Regions from separate parts of the Homo sapiens genome. Here region 1 is linked to region 2. The links are chromatin loops, found by intact Hi-C in ENCODE. Cell type or tissue: OCI-LY7. All regions are shown on one strand.

Evidence for each region. Peaks named below come from ENCODE experiments on the same cell type or tissue, not always from the same donor. Only the 100,000 strongest peaks of a DNase experiment are listed, where the experiment ranks them.
Region 1: it touches region 2 in a loop (2.6-fold over the local background); 1 of 110 quality-filtered maps calls a loop at or near these places.

What each region holds. Positions count from the first base shown.
Region 1 is chr6:156,581,292-156,583,791 of GRCh38, forward strand. No RefSeq gene overlaps it. Among named protein-coding and RNA genes, the nearest start is that of ARID1B, 190 kb to the right of the region's middle. RefSeq lists an enhancer at 1,292-1,441. In OCI-LY7, CTCF peaks have their summits at 1,323 and 1,539; a DNase peak (open chromatin) is centred at 1,430; H3K4me3 peaks cover 864 bases; H3K27ac peaks cover 1,861 bases.
Region 2 is chr6:156,636,659-156,639,158 of GRCh38, forward strand. No RefSeq gene overlaps it. Among named protein-coding and RNA genes, the nearest start is that of ARID1B, 140 kb to the right of the region's middle. In OCI-LY7, CTCF peaks have their summits at 1,464 and 1,666; DNase peaks (open chromatin) are centred at 73, 813 and 1,463; H3K4me3 peaks cover 1,869 bases; H3K27ac peaks cover 2,208 bases.

The DNA.
Region 1 (2,500 bases), 55 kb before region 2:
GTGTATTATCTTACGGCTCTGGAGATTGGAAGTCTGACATGGTTCTCACTGAGCTTTAAAATCTGTGTCCACGGTGCTGCATTCCCTTCTGGAGACTCCAGGGGATAGTCTGTTTCTTGACTTTGCTGGGTCTAGAGGTCTCCTGTGTTCCTTGGATCAAGGTCCTGTCCGCCATCCTTAAAGCCAGCAATGTCGGGCTGAGGCCTTCTCACACTGCCATCTCTCCTTCTCCTCTCCTGCCTCCCTCTTACACAGTTAAGTCTCCTAGTGATGATTAATTGGGCCGGCCCAGGATAATCCCTCGAACTGATGAGCAGCCTTAGTTCCTCCTGGAACCTTTATTCCCCCTAACATATTCACAGTTTCCAGAGATTAGAATGAGACGTCTTTGTGGGGGCCATTGTTCTGTCTACCACACACAGAAAGAAACGAAGAACAAGAGAAAGGATGGCTACACGGGTAAATCTAAAAGAATACTGGTTGTCAATAATGACTGATATTTTGTGAGGTCTTATATATATTTAGAATTAAATCCTGCACAAAAGGCAGGATTGAAGGTAAATAGAGTCAAACTTTTTGGGGTCTGTGCATTGTCCAGGAATAGACAGATGTGCAACTTTATATTCAATTTTAATAAGGTAGTGCTATTGTCATCTCTTGGTCCTTGGATAACCAGTAAAGGAAGGTATAACTTAACAGCTGATAGAGATGGGACATGGAATAATATTTTCGTTTCTTGTTTTCTCTGTCACCCAGGCTGGAGTGCAGTTGCATGATCATAGCCCACTGCAGCCTCAAACTCCTGGCCTCAAGCGATCTTCCCACTTCAACCTCCAGAGTTGCTGGACTACAGGTATGTGCCACCACACCCAGCTGCTTTTTTTTTTTTTTTAATAGAGATGGGTATCACTGCATTATCCAGGCTGGTCTCGAACTCCTGGGCTCAAGCGATCCTCTCACCTTGGCCTCCCGAAGTGCTGGGATTACAGGCATAGGCCACTGCGCTCAGCCATGAATAATTTTTAAATACATAAATAATCCAAAAAATGGGCAAGCAAGGAGAAGAAAAGGAACATAAAACAAGTGAGATAAATAGAAAATAAATTTTAAGATGATAGATCTAAGTTCCAAGAGTGTCATTTGAGAAATCCATAGCTCAGAAATTTAAGGTAAGTTGCCTACAATCACAGGGCTTATGAGAGCAGACAGCAATTCTGAATCCCAGTCTCTCTTAACCAAAGCTCATTGTGCCCAAGCCCCAGCCGCCTCTAGGGTGCTCCCTGAGCTCCTCCACGGTCACCTGGGCTCTCCTGGTAATGGCCCCCCTTTGCTGCCAAGCCACCCACACCTCCTGGATCAGTTTCAGCTTGATGGGAAGTTCTTTGTTTCTATAACTGCATGTTGTGGTCATGTACAGGTGTGTCTGCTAAGATTTATGACCATAAGCAAACGTCTGTTGCTGAGCTCTTCTGTAGTGGCAGCTGAGGTGCTGCTTGGTGCAGCAGGGGAGCCCGGGGAACGCATCTCACAGAAGAGTAAATTACACACCTGAAGTGAAAGAACCGTTCCCAGGCACAGACAGATCCATTTTGCACTCAGAAGCATCCCACGCACAGCTGTGAATACTTGCATTAGTGCCAATTAATGTAAGGTGGTACCAACTCAGAGAGGCCCTGAATTTGCTCTAGGGGATAAAAATGGAGGTGGGGGAGGTGAGGAAGGAGAAAGGAAAAATAGAGTTTTCCCTGCTAAATGGAAACATCTCTAGGAGAGTCCAGCAGCTGGATGACTTGGTTAAGAAGGAGTGACCTGCCCACTTTCTTCAATTAGACATTTTACTTTCCCCAGCTAAACCACAACAACAAACAGAAAGACGGGGACAAGGAATGGTTTAGAAGCAGGATCACTGATGTTGCAGAAAGGAGCACCGTGAATCAGGACCTCTCACCACGCATGCCTCATGGGGTTCAGAGCATTTCAGCCCAAATGAAAATGAGGCAGCAGCTAAAAATTCCAACACTGCCTTCCCCTCCCACCCACATCCAGGCCCACGTGTGAGGCGAGGCAATTCAGGTATGGTATTACAAACAAGCCCCTCATAACTCTTCATTTTTAAAATCATAATATGTTGATTTTTATGTTTTTCAACAGTTTTCATACTCTGTCTGTAGCAGGACCTTCCCACCGCCTTGATACCCTTCACTGTGCTTCAATTTATTGTGTTTTTAGATGAAATTCATGACCATTGGTGCCTTCACCGCCACAGAAAATGAGACGTAAAGGAGTAGGCCACACCCACCTGAGCTTTCCCTCCCCTCACAACATCCTGGCCACTGGAGAGATTTGCTGTTCAATTCAACAACACATGTTGAAACCTATGCTGTCCCAGACTCTGCTGGGAGTTGAGACTGCGGAGATGACTAAGACCTGGCCCCCATCCTCAAGCAGCTCTCAGTGCAGGGACGGAGAAACACCTGTAAGCGGACTCTGCAGTGGTAAG
Region 2 (2,500 bases):
AAGATCACGCCACTGTACTCCGGACTGGGTGATAGAGTAAGGCTCTGTCTCAAAAAAAAAGAAAAGAAAAGAAAATTTTTGTTGCAGAAAAAAAATGTGAACACAAAGTGTCTAAAGTTATAGTGAAATAAAAAGCAGCTTTGCTAATCCCATATTCTTGCCTGAACTGTGTTTGTTTCTTTCACCTACTTCACAATCTTACCCAGCCCAATTGTTACTCTCAATTTCATCATTTCTATATTATAAAGATGTTAATAAGCATATAGTAATGTAATGATTGCAGTAAAATAACACAAGTTTATTTTTTTTAAAAAAATCATCCACCAAGAAGATAGGGTGTACTTCTCCTATTTCTCCCACTAATTGCAACTAAAAACCCTAGACATTATATATGTATATAAATCAAACATAAGAAGACTTTGAAAGGTGGATGGAAGGAGGTAGACTGAATGGGGGACTTGGGACTCAAACAATGAGAGTGTTGAGTTCTCTGGGTTTTCTTTCTGTCTCATATAGCCTGGATTTGGAAAGGAAGAAGCTGGCAACACTGAAACCAATAGACGCAGACAAAAATAACACCAGCGAAAGTCTCACTGGCCTTTTTCTTATCTGCAGAAAATTATTGATCTTTGCTGATATGCTTGTTACATGTATATTAAATAGTAATTAACAAGGCCACGTCTCTGCAACGTAGGCTATTTTATAATGCGTGTTGCAAAAATGCCTGCCTGTTCTTGCTGATTGACACAGGAAGACTCCCCTTTCTTCTGGTGTGTGTGGCTCCAGGTCTTGTCTGCAACCTCATTGCTCAGAGCTCTGGTCCCGCGGGTCTCTGTACTCTGAACCTGGTTTCACAAGGGCACGGCTTGAGGAGGGGCTCATTGTGCAGCTTTAGTAGGAAGACAACCTTTCTGTTTGGGATTCAAGCTAAAAATGGATTCCACTGCCACAATTGCACAGCAACATCTATATCTTGCCTGTTAGTGTATTATGATTTAACATCTTCCCGAGTTACAAGAGTTCAGAAGATTACTATTTAGTCATCTTAGGCTTATCATTGTGTAGGCTATAAACGGTCAGAAAATCTTGAATGAACAAATAAATATCTATTGGCACCACAGCTCAAACAGAACTGAAAGTACGTACACATACACACACACACACACACACACACACACACACACACCCCAAACACTGAAAATGCTGAATAAACTATTTTTTAATGCATACTCAAAAGCAAGGAAAGAAAATTCCCTGATGTCAGGAAAAAAGAACAACTCAAAGAAAAAGAGGTGAGTGCAAGCTGAAGCCAAACAGATGACAGGGGCGTTGTAAACAGATACAGGCCTAACAGGCGTGGGACTCAAGTTTTAACGCCTGTACAGCAAAAGGAGATGAGGCCTTGGGCCTGTACAAGACAGAAAAGCTGAAACGAAACTCCTGTTTAAACTGGAAGCCATGAAGCTGTGCCTAGGTGGTGACACTGAGCTTAGAAAGTCGGTGCCTTGGTTTAGAGAATCAGCAAGGGAGCTTGCCATAGTGCAAGGGGTAGGAAGCCTCACCCATAGGAAGCTGAAGCCAGTGCCTGCTACACACATGTGTGGTGTTCACATCTGTATTACCTACATGAGGAGAGAACCCCAACCAAGAAATTAAGACAGGCACTGATCCAGCAATCCCACTTCTGTAAACATATCCAAAACAATTGAAAGCAGGGTCTCAAATAAATGTTTGAACACCGATGTTCATAGCAGCATTATTCACAATAGCCAAAAGGTGGTAGACACAAGTACTCAGGTGTCCATCAGTGGGTGAACTGATCAATAAAATGTGGTATATACATACAAGAAATATTATTCAGCCTCAAAAAGGAGGAAGATTCTGTCACATGCTGTCACATGGATGAACTTTGAGGACATTATGCTAACTGAAATAGGCCAGGTACAAAACGACAAATACTGTGTGATTCCACTTATATGAGGTAACTGGAGTAGTTAAAGCTCATAGAGACAGAAGGCAGAATGGTGGTGGCTAGGGGCTGGGGAGAGGGGAAAACAGGGAGTCACTGTTTAAAGGGTATAAAGTTTCCATTTTCTAAGATGAAAAAGTTTTGCAAATTGATTGCATAATACCATGAATATACTTAATGCTACTGAACATTACTATACACTTAAAAATTTTTAAGTTGAGCGAGGTGCAGTGGCTCATACTTGTAATCCCAACACTTTGGGAGGCCAAGGTGGGAGGACTGCTGGAGCCCAGAGACTTTGAAGGAGCAATAAGCTATGATTGTGCCACTGCACTCCAGCCTGGGTGACAGAGCAAGACCCTGTTTCAAAAACAAAAAATTGTTAAGATGGTAAACTTTAATTTAAAAATTAAAAAGAAAACTGGTACAGAACCAAGGAAACCTCTGGGCCCCACAGAAGAGCAAATGGAAAACAAGAATATCTAGACAAGAGCACGGTCGGGATCCCATGTCACCCCAGAAAATTAATCC